Linked DNA regions of Homo sapiens: region 1 is linked to region 2. Evidence: read pairs that join two places in POLR2A ChIA-PET (ENCODE). Cell type or tissue: OCI-LY7. All regions are shown on one strand. Links, peaks and the distances in the headings refer to the core of each region. The heading gives the core; the rest is flanking DNA.

Region 1 (8,000 bases), core at 1-8,000, 54 kb after region 2:
TAGCATCTGGGTCTGGTGCTGGAGCTGACTGACGTCTGCAGGGCATGCAGTCTTCGAGAGGTGGTGGGTGGGAGTGGGGAGCCAGGCAGTGCTGCGCTCCAAAGTGCCTGTCACCATGTCCAAGCTTCCAGGGCAGTAATGGAGCCTAAAGACCCTGGAGACAGAGAAATCCCCAGGCATAATGGCATGTGGCAGCTGCTTTACTCCCACCTTCCGAATTGCACACTGAGGGTCTCAAAAGTGGGAGCTGTGCAGGGAGGGGCATGGCATGCCCACCTAGCTGAGGCAGCATGGCACAAACCCATCAGGCAGTCCCACATCTGGAATAGCTAAGTTTTTGATGGCAGGATCCTGTCGAAGTCCTAAAAGACTTCACCCCTTAAAGAGCTTTTGGTGGGTGGGTTATAGCTACTGTTATTTACCATATAGAAATTAAGGCCAACCTTAAATGTTTATTGATTGAAAAATAAGCGCACACCTGTAATCCCAGCATTTTGGGAGGCTGAAGCGGGTGGATCACTTGAGGCCGGAAGTTCGAGACGAGCCTGGGCAACATGGTGAAACCCAGTCTTTTCTAAAAATACAAAAATTAGCTGGGTGTGGTGGTGCATGTCTGTAGTCCAGCTAATCAGGAGGCTGATGTGGGATAGTTGCTTGAACCTGGGAGGTGGAGGTTGCAGTGAGCCGAGATGGCACCACTGTACTTCGGCCTGGGTGATAAGAGTGAGACCCTGTGTGTGTGTGTGTTGGGGGGGGGAGTGCTGTGGAAAAACAATAAACCAGCACATGGTAATGTTGTATAAAAAATAATTATTTTCCAAGTAATGTTGTATAAAAAATAATTATTTTCCAAAAGTGTATTGAGAGGAATGGCATTGCTTTACATTTTTGTAAATTTCTTTATTGTCTGTTGTAATAGAAGACTTCATACCTGCTTGTGCATTCAGTCAGCTGCAGTGTAATTTTAATTAAAATATGAAAAAACCAATCTTACAGAGATATACTGAAAAAAACAGGAGGAATGCTTTAGTAGCCTTTTTGAATGATTGACTATTCTCTGATAACTACAGCAAAGCAAAACAAGTGGTAACTTAATGAAGGTTAATTCACCCCGCCCCATTACCTTAAGTTCGTCATGCACTTTCAGTGGATTTTTTCCAGTTGCATTTATTGGCCGTTTGGAAAATATGGATTCATCAAGTTTTACAGGTCTGCTAAATGTTGATACATTTTATTATACAGTTATATTAAAAAGTTGAGTTTATATGCCCAGACATTGGCGTTGTTGGAAACGCCTGCTGCTGTTTGCTCTGTAGGTGGAGCCTTCTGCGTGCTGGCAGATGGCTGAGTGGTTGAGCGTGAGTGGCTGTGTGGAGGCCGCCTTTGCATCTGCTGGTGTGTGGGGCTGGGGTATAGGCCAGTGACCAGATTATTGGAGGTGTGCCTTTGCCATGCCTGTATGCTCTTCAGAGTGTCAGTTCAGCTATTCTGACTTTTTAGTTGAGTTTTGTCCAGCTGTTGAGTTTTGTGAACTGTTGTTTATATATTTGAGATTTGAGTCTTTGTAAGATACGCGATTTGCAGATATTTTCTGCTGGTCTGTAGCTCGTGTGTATTCACTTAACAGCTTCTTTCTGGAGCATAAGTCTTTCTGGAGCAAAGTTGATCAACAGTTTTTTTCTTTATTTAGAGATGCGGTTTCACCATATTGGCCAGGCTGGTCTTGAACTCCTGGCCACAAGTGATCCTCCTGCCTCAGCCTCTCAAAGTGCTGGGATTACCGGCTTAAGCCACCGCCGCCTGCCATTTTTTTGTTGTTGTTGTGTTTTGTTTTTTTGAACCTTGCTTTTGGTATTATGTCCAAATATTTGCCCTACCCATCATGACAGATGTTTTCCTGTGTTTTCTTACAGTCTTGGGGTTTTACATTTCATTGTGAGCTACCTTTTGTATAAGGTGTGAGGTTTAGGTTGAGAGTCTTGTGGGGGAGGGGCTGTAGAGTCCATTTGTTCCATGACTTTTGTTAGAGACTGTCTTTGTCCGTTGAATTGCTTTTGTACCTTTGTCAAAAATCAAATGGGATCTGTTTCTGGACTCTTCCATTCTCCCCTGTCCGTTCCTTTGCCAGCAGTGCTGTCTTGATTATGGAAGCTTCATAATCAGGTAATGTGATTTCTCAATCAGTGCTGTTGTTTTTTTTAATTTTTACTTTTTTTTTGGAAGTGGGGTCTCGCTATGTTGCCCAGGCTGGTTTCTGACTCCTGGCCTCAAGCAGTCTTCTTGCCTTGGCTTCCTAAAGTGCTGGGATTATAGGGTATGAGCCACCACACCCAGTGGATCTGTGTTATTCAAAATTGTTTTACCTACTCAATCTTTTATTGTTCCATATAAATATTAGAATCAGCTTGTCCTTAGCTATGAAAAATCCTGCTTTTTAATTGGACTGTGTTTAAATGTATGGATTAATTTGGGGAGAACATCTTTACTGTGCTGTCTCCCACTCCATGGGCACGGTATGTCCCCAGTCTCAGTGATTTTCCTCTTATGAATGGCTAGCATTCACAGTACATCACTAGTGCACAGAAATGTTCAAGGTGTCTGTTGGTTTATAGGTTGAACTGTTCCCAAAGCCCCCACTAACCCATGAACAAATAAAACAAGATTTCCTTTGCTACTCTCTGGACAACTAGTCTTCCCAGGAACTTTTTGTTTGTTTGTTTGAGACAGCATCTTGCTGTGTTGCCCAAGCTGGAGTACAGTGGCATGGTCTTGGCTCACTGCAACCTCCACCTCCCAGGTACAAACGATTCTTGTGCCTCAGCCTCCCGAGTAGCTGGGATTACAGGTGTGCACCACCACACCTGGCTATTTTTTTTTTGAAGATGGAATTTCGCTCTTGTTGCCCAGGCTGGAGTGCAGTGGCAGGATCTCGGCTCACTACAACCTCCACCTCCTGAGTAGCTGAGATTACAGGCGCCCGCCACCACACCCAGCTAATTTCTGTATTTTTATTTAGTACAGATGGGGTTTCATCATCTTGGTCAGGCTGGTCTTGAACTCCTGACCTCAGGTCTTTCATCTGCCTTGGTCTCCCAAAGTGCTGGGATTACAGGCGTGAGCCACTGCGCCCGGTCCACCCAGCTAATTTTTGTATTTTTAGTAGAGGCGAGGTTTCGCCATATTGGCCAGGCTGATCTCGAACTCCTGACCTCATTCGATCTGCCCCTCACTTCAGCCTCCCAAGTGCTGGGATCACAGGCATGAGCCACTGTGTCCAGCCGCCAGGAACTTTTCAAAATACCTTTGACGCTAGTTTTTCAAAAGATCTGACAGCCCTTGAATTGCAGGTGTTCCATGAGAGTCTGAGTAGGTCCCCTCTAAAGGGGATTAAAACCTGAATGGTGGTCTGTGTCTCCAGTGGCCTAGAGTAGACTGGCAGCCTGTGACATGGTGCAAAAGAGAAAAAAATAGTTTTCTTTCTGTGCTAGGTTGTTCCCTTTTGTGGTTTTATTCAAATAAAGGAACCTGTTTGAAGTTGGTTATGTTTGACTATTTTTAAAGGACTTACATTAGCACAACCAAGAGTATGTATAAAAATCTCCTTTCTACCTCTGACCTCATCCCCAGTCCCCAAACTGGCTTGTCTTTTCAAATAATTTTTAGGGAAAAACAGACATTTAAGAGAGGAAGCTGCTACTTAGTTGCCAAGGTGTAAATGGACCTTCCAGGCCACAAATAGCCCAGGCAATTCCTTTGTTCCAGGACTCTGGCCTCCTCCTGACTCCAGGCGGGCAGCTGTTGCACCCCCTCTCTCAGCTGCCAAGGGGGTGTCAAGCCTCAGCCAGTATTTTGGCTGTGCTTTTTTTTTTTTGCACCTCTGTTGCTCTGCGTATTTTTGCTTTTGTTTTAAGAGTAATGCATATTCCCGGAAACATTCAAACATGCAAGCAAAAAGGCAAGAAGGAGAGTTTCTGTTCCTCAGAGGGAACTACCATTATATACTTGATGTATTATGGATATTGTCCCAGTTCATCCTTTTTTGTTTGTTTTTAATTTCAGAGACGGGGGTCTCCCTATGTTTGCCCAGGCTGGTCTTGAACTCCTGTATACTGCCTCCCCCGCACCTTATAGTTTTGCTTTAAAACCCAATTATTGTAGAATAAGCAATACAATAAATTTAATAGAGAAATGAAATTTTAAAAACCAAAATGTTTTCCTGTGAAAAATTAAACTTATGTTTAAAGTTGTGCATCAGTGCACGAAGCACTGTTTGTGTTTATCCCCCAGCGTGAATGCTCATTTTCTTGGGGAATGGGTTTTTGTGGTAACATTTCAAAATGAGTGAAAGGACATTCAACATTTTGATTTTAATACATATTGCCTTTGGGAAGGACAGTTGACTCTAGAAAAGTGTGTTCCCGCCAGCCATTCGACTCTACCCATATGCTAGACCTTCAGTACTGGTGGGCATCTCCATTGCTTTTCACCGTTAATCCAGCAGAGGAAGAGTGGTATCCCACGTTAACGAGGGAGGTGGAGCCTGTTGGTTAGTCGTTTGTGTTTCTCATGGCATTGGGGCCCTGCATTCTCGGTGTTGATCCTTTGGCTCTTGTGTGTCACAGATCTCCATCCAGGTAGGGGCATCCCTTGCCCTAACTGCATCTGTGCAGCTCGGTTCCGGCCGTGCGTGCTGCAACTTCTACTTGCATTGTGCTGCACAGTTGAGCAGATAATCCTGTTTCTTTTGCGGAGCAGACTATACATGTAGAAGCAGTACAGGCGTAATTATAAGCTCTTTACTTGTGCTGTATATTAAACCCCTCTCAGTGCACAACACAGCATTAAAACCAATCATCAGTGTTTGGACAGGCACTTTTGGTAGTTAGGATGATCTCTAGGGAACAGATGATTTTTACATAATGAAGCTAAACTGAAAGCTCCAAACAAATAGTTTTATTTAAGGATCACATATTATATGTGGCCTTCTTTGGGGCTTGGTTTTCATATAGCTAATTTACATCAGGATTATTTCAGCATATAGAGCAAAGCGTCAAAGTGGGTCCACTTTGAACACTCAGGCTCCACTGCCTTAAAGCCAGGTGGTCGGCTGACCTCAGGGCCCGCAGTGCCTGAAAAGGTACAGAACTGAAGGCAACCTAGCTTAGTAGGACAGGACTGTCCCCTGGAAATGGCTTTCCAGCCAGCCTAATGAGGGTGCATATGGCCAAATAACTGGAGGGTATAAAATCACAAAGTGGCTGGATGTGGTGGCTCATGTCTGTAACCCCAACACTTTTGGAGGCCGAGCTGGGAGATTGCTTGAGGCCAGGAGTTCAAGACCAGCCTGGACAACATAGTGAGACCCAGTCTCTACAAAAAAATACAGAAACTAGCTGAGTGTGGTGGTGTGCGCCTGTAGTCCCAGCTGCTCAAGAGCTTGAGGTGGGAGGATTGCTTGAGCCTGGGAGGTCATGGCTGCAGTGAGCCATGGTGGCACCACTGCACTCCAGCCTGCCCAACAGAGCGAGACCCTGTCTCAAAAATAAATAAGCCGTAAGCCAAATATTGTTAATAAGACCAGAGGGATTCAGAGTTACTTAGGAGGGCCCCCGTTTTAGAGTACACAGGGATCTACTTTGACAGGCTGGGGTGAGGTGCAGGTGGTCAGACCCTCACAGTGCTGCAGAACAGCAAAGGAGCTTGTCAGGAGACCCCTAGCATGTGATAAGGGTGGGACAGACCCCACTGCTTGATATTTGGCAAGGGCTGGTACCAGGATTCCCATGCTGGGGCTGTCTCAGGTCCGACAGACTCTCCACTGGGCATCCCAGTCACTCCGAGTGTCCCAGTACCTCCCAAGGACATGGATGGCTTCCTGTTCATTGGGTGGAGCACCTGCTGGGAGGGAACATTTTAGAGTGAAGTTAAGAATGCTTATCGTGGCCTTCAAGGCCCTCCATAGCTTTGGCCCTGCCCACCTTCCCCTTCCCACTGCCCTGTTCCTGTTCCTGTTGCGGTTTGCTCTACCTGGACTGCACTTTTCCATCTCTGGCCGGCAGGCTTCTTGCACTCTGTGCTTGCCACAGAATTTGCCACTCTGTGCTTGCCAGTTGTCTCCTCCTTCATGACTAAGGGACATGAACCAGCCCTGTGGCTGTCACTGTGTGCGTTTGCCCTCTATTGCAATGATCACCAAGGGACTTGCCTCCCACTTCCTAGTGAGCACCAGGAGACCAGGAGGCGTGTCCACCCAGTTCCCTGCCGAACCCTGGGCCCAGCCCATCTGTCAGAGACGGAGGCTTGGAAGGGTCAGTGGCTGGCCGGTGGTCTCACACCTGGGGAGAGGCAGGCCTGACTTCACAGCACGCACCACCCAACACAGCTGATCCTGGCTCTGCCCGTCCCCTCACTCCTCACCACACCAACACGGCCTGGTCTTTGTCTTTCCTGGTACCAAGCAAGGCTACAAGGTACTAGAAGGAAGATACTAAGCGAATTGGCAGACTAACTTATTTACACTCTGATGTTGCTATCGTGCGTGGACAAAAAAGCCGAAATGTGTTTTGGCTTAGGACAAGTTACTGGACATGTCGGTTGACCTGCGAGAAGAGGGTGGGCTCTGCTGAAATGCGGCTGGAGATACGTGCCTTTACCCCTCAGGTCCTTCCTGTCTGGAAAAGTAACGTATTAGGCTACAGAATAAGATGTTTTCTTTGTTAAAAAGTTGTTAACCGCAGACTGCAGGATATGTAGGGTATGTCCACCCTTTAGGGGATGCATGAAATCCTAGCTAATGGTAGCAGCTTAGAAAGGTGCTTTCAGGGTTATGTTTGAGCATAGTTAATTTTTCCACTTAGGTTCATGTTCTGGAATTGGCTCCTTCCAAGAGGTTTCAGGTATCCAGTCAGGCACAGAGGGCGTGAGGGCTGGGAAGTAATTTGGTGGTGGGGCGGGGGGTCCTCATGGGCATGGGGCATGGGCCCCATGTGAATTGGGCAGCAGCTCCTTGGCAAACATGGGCAGTGTGGCCTGGCCAGCACCTACCACTTTCCAATCAGTGGCTGGAAGGTGAACCTTGAGTCCCTGAGTGCTGGACGAGAAGAAGGGTCCTGGAGTGGGAGGAGAGAGAATTCTGTCCTGCTATTCCTGACTTTATTGTATCCTATTATGACCTTCACCCCCACTTGATTACCTCCAGGTTCTGGAGACTGTATATATTCCAGGTTCTGGACACTGTATATAAGTGATTCTCCTGCCTCAGCCTCCCAAGTAGCTTGGATTACAGGTGTGCGCCACCATGTCCGGCTAATATTCCAGGGCCCTACCTGAAGCCAGCTTGAGCTTCACCTAGGAGAGGCCTCGCAGAGGGGATTGATCTCACTCCACAGCCTCTGATCTTTCCCACTCCCTGGAAATGTCTAGAAGATGGCGGTCAGGAGCTTCTTAGGGAGTGTGGTAACTCCGTCTTTTTTGGCTGCCACCATCGTCCCTGTTTCTGTGGATGCCTCGGGAGCTTACAGGCTCCCACCTCTCCCTTTCTGATGCAGGGGCCATTGCTGTAACTGCCCCACCTCCCGCCCTGGGTTGCCTGGTCCCAAGGTAACCCCTGCCCTCCCACTCTGATCAACAGCCTTGATGGTGGCGCCCAGCTTCTTGGACATTCCTAGTACACCTTCTGCCTCTCGTTGTGTTCAAGAAGCCGAAGAGTTCTCCTGAGCACTGTGCTGGAGGCTGGTCCTGTGCTGGAGCTCACCAGAGCATTTGGCGGTGTTCTGGTTCTTGGATAACAGTGTTGACATTTGCCATTGGACAAAGCATGGTTAGCTACTTGCAGAGGCCAGATGTGTATATGACCTGGCTGTAGGATGCCTAGACAGGTGACCTGGCTATAGGATGCGTAGATAGGCAGCAGGATGGGAGCCACAGGACAGAGCTGTTTGTGAGAGCATCATTTGGAGTCACAAAAATACAGGAAAAACCTGGATGGAAACAGCCTTTTT
Region 2 (10,908 bases), core at 1,262-9,261:
GAGGCGGGCGGATCACGAGGTCAAGAGACAGAGACCACGGTGAAACCCTGTCTCTATTAAAAATACAAAAAAATTAGCGGGGCGTTGTGGTGGGTGCCTGTAGTCCCAGCTACTCGGGAGGCTGAGGCATGGGAATGGCGTGAACCCAGGAGGCGGAGCTTGCAGTGACCTGAGATCGCGACACTGCACTCCAGCCTGGGAGGCAGAGCAAGACTCCGTCTCAAAAAAAAAAAAAAAAAGATTAGCCAGGAGTGGTGGCACACCCATGTGGTCCCAGCTCCTTGGGAGGCTGAGGCAGGAGAATCACTTAAGCCTGGCAGGTCAAGGCTGCTGCGAGCTATATTCAAGCCATTGCACTCCAGACTGGGTGACACAGTGAGACTCTTTCTCAAAAAAAAAAAAGAAAAGAAAACACCATGTAATAATAATATGGATTCACAGTGGTAAGTGCTCATTGCACACTCAGCTCTGTGCTGAAGACATCATTGTCCCTACAAGGTGCATATTATCATCCCCATTCCACAGATGAGGTAATGGAAGCCAGAACAGTGAAGTGACTTGCCTAGGATCACACACCTACCAAGAAGGGGAGGCATGACTTGAATCCAGGTCCCTGGGATGCCACAGCCACATCCTGTATGTGCTAAGAGAGCTGATGCTAATCAGAAGGTCTTGCATGACAGTCTAGAAAATTTGGACTCACTCACACAGAAGTCAGTGCTGGCAGGTTTTTGGAAAGGAGCTTAGTGGTGCTTTGGGAGACGGATTTGGCAGTGGTGCTTGGAGTCTCAGCGGGTTGTCATAATTCCAGGGAATATTCCAAGAGGTGTCTAAGATTGGTAAAGGCAGGCTGGGCACAGTGGCTCGCACCTGTAATCCTAGCACTTTGGGAGGCCGAGGCGGGCAGATCACAAGATCAGGAGGTCGAGGCCAGCCTGGCCAGCATGGTGAAACCCCATCTCTACTAAAAATACAAAAAAATTAGCTGGGCCTGGTGGTGCGTGCCTGTAATCCCAGCTACTCAGGAGGCTAAGGCAGGAGAATCACTTCAACCCAGGAGGCAGAGGTTGCAGTGAGCCGAGATCGTGCCACTGCACTCCAGCCTGGGCAATAGAGTGAGACTCTGTCTCAAAAAAAAAAAAAAAGATTGGTAAAGGGGCGGGTGCAGTGGCTCACACCTATAATCCCAGCACTTGGGAGGCTGAATCGGGTGGATCACTTGAGCCCAGGAGTTCAACACAATGTAGAAAGACCTCATCTCTACCAAAAATTTTTGTTAAATAAAATTAGCCAGGTATGGTGACACTTGCCTGTGGTCCCAGGTACTTAGGAAGCTGAGGTGGAAGGATCATTTGAGCCTGGGAGGTCGAGGCTGCAGTGAGCCATGATCCTACCACTGCACTCCAGCCTGGGTGACAGAGCAAGACTCTGTTTCAAAAAAAAAAGCAAGAAGAAACAGGTGGAAATAATTTTAGCGACATATTTTATTTAACCCAGTATGTGCAAAATATTATCATCTCAACTTAAAAAGTATTAACTAGGCCCAGCAAGGGATTGGGGTGCTTTAACTAACATTTTGGAAGCTCCTTCCGGCCAGGCTCGGTGGCTCATCCCTGTAATCCCACTGCTTTGGGAGGCCAAGGTGGGTAGATCACCTGAGGTCAGGAGTTTTACACCAGACTGGCCAACATGTCAAAACCCCATCTCTACTCAAAATGCAAAAAAAAAAACAAAAAAAATTAGCCAGGCTTGGTGGCTCACACCTGTAGTCCCAGCCACTCGAGAGGCTGAGGCAGGAGAATCACTTGAACCAAGAGGCAGAGGTTGCAGTGAACTGAGATCTTGCCAATGCAGTCCAGCCTGGGTGACACAGGGAGACTCCATCTCCAAAACAAAAAAGCTCCTTCCTTTCTTCCCCTAGTAAGTTAAATGCTGGAGTTCACCATTGTGTGTGATTAGTCGGACTTTCTAGGTTGAAATCTCTGCTCTGTTTCATACTGCTGTGTGACCTTAGACAAATTCCTTAATCTCTCTGTGCCTCAGGAGGCACACCTGTCTATCTATAAGGAGGAATGATAATAATATAACTTACCTTGGGGGTTGTTGCAAGGAGTACATATTAAGCACTTAGACAAGCAGTGAGCATGTGGTTAGCATCCTTTTTGTACACTTGGAAAGGTTTTCCGCTCCTAAATTAATGATATGCAAGAGGCTGGGCACAGTGGTTCAGGCCTGTAATCCCAGCACTTTGGGAGGCTGAGATGGGCGAATCACCTGAGATCAGGAGTTTGAGACAAGCCTGGCCACATGGTAAAACCCCGTCTCTACTAAAAATACAAAAATTAGCTGGGCATGGTGGCGCACGCCTGTAATCTCAGCTACTCAGGAGGCTGAGGCACAAGAATCGCTTGAACCTGGGTGGTGGAGGTTGCAGTGAGCCGAGATCACTCCACTGCACTCCAGCCTGGGTGACAGAGTGAAACTGTGTCTCAAAATAAATCAACAAATAAAAAGGCCAGGCACAGTGTCTCACACCTGTAATCCCAACACTTTGACAGGCCAAAGTGGTGAGATAGTTCGAACCCAAGAATTCAAGACCAGCTTGGGCAACATAGTGAGACCTCATCTCTGAAAAAAATTTTTAAAGAATTGTCTGGACACAGAGGCTCAAGCCTGTAATCCCAGCACTTTGGGAGGCTAAAGCAGGTGGATCACTTGAGTCCGAAAGTTTGAGACCAGCCATGGCCAACTCCCCACCACCCCCCCAGCCCATCTCTACAAAACAATACAAAAATTAGTCAGGCGTGGTGGTGCACACTTTTAGTCCCAGCTACCAGCTAGTAGGGAGGCTGAGTTGGAAGCATTGCTCGAGCTCAGGAGTTCAAGGCTACAGTGAGCCATGATTGTGCCACTGCACTATAGCTTGGGAAAACAGTCCCAGACCCCTGTCTCAAAAAAAAAAAAAAGCCAGGCATGGTGGCTCACACCTGTAATCTCAGCACTTTGAGAGGCCGAGGCAGGCACATCACCTGAGATCAGGAGTTTGAGACCATCCTGGCCAACATGGTGAAACCCTGTCTCTACTAAAAATACAAAAATTAGCTGGGTGTGGTGGCCCATGCCTGTAATCCCAGCTACTGGGGAGGCTGAGGCAGGAGAATTGCTTGAACCCGAGAGGCGAAGGTTCCAATGAGCCAAGATCGAGCCACTGCTCTTCAGCCTATGCTACAGAGTGAGACTCCATCTCAAAATAAATAAATAAATAAATAAATAAATAAATAAATAAATAAGGCCAGGCGCAGGGGCTCACATCTGTAATCCCAGCACGTTGCGAGGCTGAGGCAGGCAGATAACCTGAGATCAGGAGTTTGAAACCAGCATGGCCAACATGGCAAAACCCCGTCTCTACTAAATATACAAAAATTAACCTGGCATGGTGGCAGGTGCCTGTAATCCCAGCTACTCAGGAGGCTGAGGCAGGAGAATCGCTTGAACCTGGGAGGTGGAGGTTGCAGTGAGCCGAGATCATGCCACTGCATTCCAGCCTGGGTGACAGCAAGATTCCATCTCAAAAAAAAAAAAAAAAAATAGCCATGGTGGCACACACCTGTAGTCCCAGCTATTCAGGAGGCTGAGGCTGGGGGATTACTTGAGCCCGAGAGGTCAAGGCTGCAAGACTCTGTTTCAAAAAAAGAAAAAAAAAAGTGACTATTTTAAAGAATGAATGCAGGTTAGGCCGGGCGCGGTAGCTCACGCCTGTAATCCCAGCACTTTGGCAGGCCGAGGCGGGCAGATCACGAGGTCAGGAGATTGAGACCATCCTGGCTAACACGGTGAAACCCTGTCTCTACTAAAAGTACAAAAAATTAGCCGGATGTGGTGGCGGGCGCCTGTAGTCCCAGCTACTCGGGAGGCTGAGGCAGGAGAATGGCGTGAACCCGGGAGGCGGAGTCTGCAGTGAGCCGAGATAGCGCCACTGCACTCCAGCCTGGGGACAGAGCAAGACTCCGTCTCAAAAAATAAAATAATAATAATAATTTAAAAAAGGAATGAATGCAGGTTAATCACTTAAAACAGTGCCTGAATGGCTGGGCAAGGTGGTTCACACCTGTAATACCAGCATGGCCGAGGCAGGTGGATCACCTGAGGGCAGGAGTGACCAGCCTGCCCAACATGGCGAAACCCCGTCTCTACTAAAAATACAAAAAATTAGATGGGCGTGGTGGCAGGCGCCTGTAATCCCAGCTACTCAGGAGGCTGAGGCAGGAGAATCGCTTGAACCTGGGAGGTGGAGGTTGCAGTGAGCCAAGATCACACCATTGCACTCCAGCCTGGGTGACAAGAGCAAAACTCAGTCTCAAAAACAAACAAAAAACCAAAAAAAAAAAAAAGAGAAAAACAACAGTGCCTGATACATGATAGATATTCAACAATTATTAGCTCCCATTATTCCTGTTGTTGTTATGAGTTGTCTTGCAGAAACGGGGGTGATAGGACATGGATGCTTCAAGCTAATCCTCATACTGGTGTGATTAAGGGCATTAGCCTGGAAGCCAGACAGACCCAGCTGTGCCATTTACTAGCTGAGTGACTCATTTATATTACATAACTTCTTTGAGTTCAGTTTTCTCAAATGTGAAATGAGAGTAATATCTACATATATCCACCAGATGTTTTTGGCTGTAAGGAACAGAAATTGGTTAGAACCATAAGAGAATATATTATCCCACATAGCAAAAATCCCAGAAGGCCATTTCTGGCCTTCAGAAATGGCTGATCCAGTATCCAGTGCCCGGTGAGGTGGCTCACGCCTGCAGTCCCACCTACTCGGGAGGTTGTGGTAGGAGAATCGCTTGAACCCGGGAGGCGGAGGTTGCAGTGAGCTGAGATCGCGCTACTGCACTTCAACCTAGGGGACAAGAGCCAAACTCCGTCTTAAAAAAAAAAAAAAAGAAAAAGAAAAAAAAGGCCTGGCGTGGTGGCTCACGCTTGTAATCCCAGCACTTTCGGAGGCTGAGGCGGGCGGATCATGAGGTTAGGAGTTTGAGACCAGCCTGGCCAACACAGTGAAACCCCGTCTCTACTAAAAATACAAAAATTAGCTAGGCGTGGTGGCAGGCGCCTATGGTGCCAGCTACTCGGGAGGCTGAGGCAGGAGAATCGCTTGAACCCGGGAAGCGGAGGCTGCAGTGAGGCGAGATCGTGCCACTGCACTCCAGCTAGGTGACACAGGAAGACTCCGTCTAAAAAAAAAAATAAAAAAGAAAAGGCTGATCAAGAAGCTGAACCTGGTCACCAAGGACCCAGAAACTTTCCATCTCTATATCTAAGGTTCACCTTCAGGTTAAGATTCATTTCGTTTTCGCTTTTGTTTGGAAACACGGTCTGGCTATGTCACCCAGGCTGGAGCATAGTGGCACTATGATAACTCACTGCATCCTCAAACTCCTGGGTTCATAAACCCTCATCCCAGCCTCAAAGTTGTGGGGTATTTTTGTTTTTGTTTTTGTTTTTGTTTTTCGTGTTTGCTAGATGGCTTCTGGTGATAATTCAGGCCACATGCCTTGTTGTTCATATCCAGTGAGCAATAGACAGTCCTTCCCCATCGTGAAATAAAATTCCTTCCTTTCAATATAATTGGTCGAATATAAGTCTCATACCCACCCATAGACTGAGAACCCATTCACATGGTGGGATGCCTGAAGCTGATTGGCTTAGGTCTGTCTACTTGAACCAATCACAGGCAGGGAAATGGGATAACCATGTTCAGACCAATCAGAGCCCATCCCTGGAGCTGGGAGTGGGGCTGGCCCCCCGCAGTCACATGGGCTACATGCAGGCGTTTGGTCTTAAGAAAATGCAGAGTGGATGCAGAGTTGCAATCCACAGTGTCCCTTATGCTGCCTCTCGGGGTTCTCAACAAGATTAAATAAGAAAATGTCTTTAAAGCACTTAGCACAGTATCTCACACCTATTATTAAGCTTTTCTGTGTTGTTAGTAGGAGCTGAATTGAGTGCACGGAGCTGCTAAATTGGTTACTAAAAGAGAGAACAGAGAGTACCGGTGAGATTAATTTTTTTTGATACAGTTAACACAGAAACAGTATAAATATTCTTAACCATTTGCCAGCTATCAGGAGCCTTGTAGACAGAGGCTAATGCAGTCAGGACACAATGCTTTAGCTTAATCTGACATAATGTTCAGAAGAAAGTAATAACTGAAAACAAATGAAGTGACTGATTCTGGGGTGCAAACAGAGGTGCCTTCACGGGAGAGTCATGAAGCTTGAGCTTTGGGATCCTAAATTGTCCCTTCCTAAATCCTAGAAGGGATCCTAGCAATTTTTGTTGTTTTTTGTTGTTTTGTTTTGTTTTGTTTTGAGATGGAGTCTCGCTCTGTCGCCCAGGCTGGAGTGCAATGGCTTGACCTCGACTCACTGCAACCTCCATCTCCCAGGTTCAAGCGATTCCTGTGCCTCAGCCTCCAGAGTAGCTGGGACTACAGGCGTGCACCACCACACCTGGCTAATTTTTGTATTTTTAGTAGAGACCAGGTTTCACGATGTTCACCATGGCTGGTCTCAAACTCCTGACCTCAAGTGATCCCCTCGCCTCAGCCTCTCGAAGTGCTGGGATTACAGGCTTGAGCCGCTGTGCCTGGCCAATCCTAGAGAAAATTCTGATTGGTCCAGCCTGAGTCACATGCCTGTCTATTGAGCCAATCCAGTGGCCAGGGGGAGGAGTCAGTCTGACCAGCCTTAGGCATACGGAGAGATGAGAAGAGACAGGACCACCTGAAGTTCTCCCAGAGAAACGTAGAGAAAAGGAGATGAAAATGCACATTGTGGCAGGGAGCGGTGACTCACGCCTGTAATCCCAGCACTTTGGGAGGCTGAGGCAGGCGGATCACTTGAGGTCAGGAGTTCGAGACCAGCCTGGCCAACATAGTGAAACCCCATCTCTACTAAAAATACAAAATAGTCAGCCAGGCATGGTGGCGAGTGCCTGTAGTCCCAGCTACTCGGGAGGCTGAGGCATGAGAACTGCTTGAACCTAGGAGGCCGACGTTGCAGTGAGCCAAGATAGCGCCACTGCACTCCAGCCTGGTTGACCGAGCAAGACTCTGTCTCAAAAAAAGAAAGAAAGAAAATGCACATTCAACTACACAGTCCCTTAAGCCAAAGGACCGCAGCCACCTCTTCCAAGCACGTCGTGTTATCACTGAGGGTACTGTGACCTAGCAGGCGACATTTAGATTTACACAAGGTTGCCAGGTGCGGTGGCTCACGCCTGTAATCCCAGCACTTTGGGAGGCCGAGGCGGGCGGATCACGAGGTCAGGAGATCGAGACCATCCTGGCTAACACGGTGAAACCCCATCTCTACTAAAAATACAAAAAAATTAGCCAGGCATGGTGGCGGGTGCCTGTAGTCCCAGCTACTTAAGAGGCTGAGGCAGGAGAATGGTGTGAACCCAGGAGGCGGAGCTTGCAGTGAGCCAAGATCGCGCCACTGCACTCCAGCCTGGGGACAGAGCGAGACTCCGTCTCAAAAAAAAAAAAAAAAAAAAAAAAAAAAGATGTACACAAGGTTATGCTATGTTTGCAGAGTAGATCAATCCATATTATGAAATCATGGATCTGGCCGGGCTGGGTGGCTCGCACCTGTAATCCCAGCACTTTGGGAGGCTGACTGGCCAACATGGCAAAACCCTGTCTCTACTAAAAAATACAAAAATTAGCTGGGTAGGGTGGCGGGTGCCGGTAATCCCAGCTACTCAGGAGGCTGAGGCAGGAGAATCGCTTGAACCTGGGAAAGGGAAGTTGCAGTGAACCAAGACAGTGCCACTGCACTCCAGCCTGGGCGACAGAGTGAGGCCCTGTCTCAAACAAACAAACAAACAAATCATGGATCTGATATAAAATAATCCTACTCCTGGTGTTTTACAGAGCAGGGAGAAATCACCACATTCACCGTGAAAATGACATGGACTCACTGTCCTGGGCCTTGTGACCCAGAGAAATGGAAAAGACCTGTAGTCAAACTGTCTAGCAGGACGCTTTTAGGGTTCATGGAAAGGATTTCTTTTAATATACCCATGGAGCATTCTCCTTGTGGAAGCTACTCTCACTGATGCCAGAGCTGCTTCCTAGAATAGCTACAGTTCAGGGGGGTGGAAGTGGGTATATTCTCATCCATCAACCACAAAGAGTCAAACATCATTTTTCATCACTACCTCCAGGGACACCCAGCATCACCACCACCAACTCTTCCTTGGTAAACTGGGTATAATCCCAATCTCACCTCTCCGGGGTGTTTGGCAAGTCTCTCCCTGTCAATACAGGAGAATGATAGCTGTAACCAAATGCTTCCTCTGTTGTTAGGCATCTGCTGAGCCAGGAATGCAGCTATCTTAAGCAAAAGGGAGGGTTTGCTATAAGGATCAGTATCCTTATAGCATCTTGCAAAACCTAAAGGCCCCAGGAGGGCCCAGAAATGGAAGCCATCAGAAACACTGGCCAGGGGTCGGGCACAGTGGCTCACGTCTATAATCCCGGCACTTTCGGAGGCCGAGATGGGTGGATCACCTGAGCTCAGGAGTTCGAGATCAGCCTGGGCAACATGTTGAAACCCCGTCTCTACTAAAAATACAAAAATTAGCTGGTCGTGGTGGCACATGCCTGTGGTCCCAACTACTTGGGAGGCTGAGGCAGAAGGATCACTTGAGCCTGGGAGCAGAGATCACGCCACTGCACTCCAGCCTCAGCAACAGGATGAGATCCTGTCTCAAAAACAGAAAGAAAGAAAGGCCAGGCGCGGTGGCTCATGCCTGTAATCTCAGCACTTTGGGAGGCCAAGGCAGGCAGATCACTTGAGGTCAGGAGTTCGAGACCAGCCTGATCAGCATAGAGAAACCCTGTCTCTACTAAAAATACAAAATTAGCCAGATGTGGTAGCACATGCCTGTAATCACAGCTACTCAGAAGGCTGAGGCAGGAGAATCGCTTGAACCTGGGAGGCGATGGTTGCGGTGAGCTGAGATTGCACCATTGCACTCCAGCCCGGACAACAAGGGCAAAACTCCATCTCAAAAAAGAAAAAAAAAGAAAAGAAAAAAGAAAAGAAAAAGAAAAAAGAAACGCTGGCCAGGGTGAGTGTGGTGGCTGTGGCCTGTAATCCAAAACTTTGGGAGGCTGAGGCAGGCAGATCTCTTAAGGTCAGGAGTTTGAGACCAGCCTGGTCAACACGGTGAAACCCTGTCTCTACTAAAAACACAAAAATTAGCTGGGCTCGATGGTACTCACCTGTAATCCCAGCTACTCGGGAGGCTGAGGCAGATGAATCTCTTGAACCCAGGAGGCAGAGGTTGCAGTGAGCCAAGATCCCGCCACTGCATTCCAGCCTGGGCAACAGAGCCAGACTCCATCTCAAAAAATATATATATAAATAAAAAATAAAATCAGCTTGGATCAGGTGCAGTGGCTCACACCTGTTATCCCAGCACTTTGGGAGGCCAAGGCAGGAAGATCACATGAGGCCAGAAGTTTGAGACCAGCCTGGCCAACATGGTGAAACCACATCTTTGCTAAAAAGACAAAAATTAGCTGGGCGTGCTGGTGGGCGCCTGTAATCCCAGCTACTCTGGAGGCTGAGGCAGCAGAATCGCTTGAACCCAGGAGGCAGAGGTTGCAGTAAGCCAAGACTGCACCACTGCACTCCAGCCTGGGTGACAGAACAAGACCTTGTCTTTAAAAAGAAAATAAAAATCAAAAATAGCTGATTAGCAATCTTAATTTCTGCTTGACGTGAGGTAACATATGCACAGGTTCTGGGGATTAGGGTGTGGACATGTTTGGGGAGCCATGATTCTGCCCATCACAGCAGCCCTCTGAGGAAATGAGTAACTGGAGCAGCCGCACATCAGGTCTCATTTTGCATCTTACATAGAATCCGGCTCTGCTGGCCGCTGCGAGCCAGGGGCTACCCTGGGACGCAGAGTGCATGTGGTTGTCACAAACTGCAAGAGACAAAAATAAGCACGGTCTCTCAGAGGCATCCCTGACCTCTGCAGAGGAGACAGGGACCACCAGGTACCAAACCTGCTATCTGCTTTATCTTCCCACTGTGTTGATTTGCATAGGGATAGGGGAATAATCATCAATGTTTATAGCAATAAAATAAGAAGCAATGTTTATAGCATAAGTGGTGCCCTGCTTAAAATAAGCCTATTGTTTTGGGGGGGGTGATTTTTTTTTTTTATTGTTGTTGTTGTTTTGTTTTTTTGGGATGGAGTTTCGCTCTTGTTGCCCAGGCTGGAGTGCACTGGTGCAATCTCGGCTCACCGCAACCTCCACCTCCCAGGTTCAAGCAATTCTCCTGCCTCAGCCTCCCAAGTAGCTGGGACTACAGGTGCGCGCCACCATGCCTGGTTAATTTTTGTATTTTTAGTAGAAATGTGGTTTCATCATGTTGGCCAGGATGGTCTCCATCTTTTGACTTCGTGATCCACCCACCTCAGCCTCCCAAAGTGCTGGGATTACAGGCGTGACCCACCACGCCTGGCTGTTTTTCTCTTTTTCCTTTTTTTTTTTTTTTTTTTTTTTTTTTTTTTCAGACAGAGTCTTGCTCTGTCACTCAGCCTGGAGTGCAGTGGTGCCATCATGACTCACTGCAAACTCCACCTCCTGGGCTCAGAGATCCTCCCACCTAAGCCTCCTGTAGTTGGAACTATAGGCATGCGCCACCATGCCTGGTTGGACTTCCTGTTCTTTGTGCTCATGGGAACCTGCCATATGCTTATGGTGTCTAGTCGATGAAGGCAGCACAGCCTGGAGGTTAAACAGTCAGCCTTGAGTTCAAATCCCAGCTCTCCCACTTACCAGCTGGGATTGGCTGTTTCCTCTGAGAA

What was found. Peaks named below come from ENCODE experiments on the same cell type or tissue, not always from the same donor. Only the 100,000 strongest peaks of a DNase experiment are listed, where the experiment ranks them.
Region 1: POLR2A ChIA-PET joins it to region 2 with 15 read pairs; 13 of 35 experiments call an interaction of 5 or more read pairs at or near these places.

The regions. Positions count from the first base shown.
Region 1 is chr16:8,940,104-8,948,103 of GRCh38, reverse strand. The region is part of intron 1 of USP7 (ubiquitin specific peptidase 7); the gene reads left to right. Among named protein-coding and RNA genes, the nearest start is that of USP7-AS1, 19 kb to the left of the region's middle. RefSeq lists an enhancer at 3,222-3,421. In OCI-LY7, for the core only: CTCF peaks have their summits at 1,118, 1,322, 2,982 and 3,271; DNase peaks (open chromatin) are centred at 1,353 and 3,433; H3K4me3 peaks cover 1,999 bases; H3K27ac peaks cover 406 bases.
Region 2 is chr16:8,991,958-9,002,865 of GRCh38, reverse strand. No RefSeq gene overlaps it. Among named protein-coding and RNA genes, the nearest start is that of USP7, 34 kb to the right of the region's middle. RefSeq lists enhancers at 5,620-5,914, 10,580-10,874. In OCI-LY7, for the core only: no CTCF peak of the experiment used is centred there; no DNase peak of the experiment used is centred there.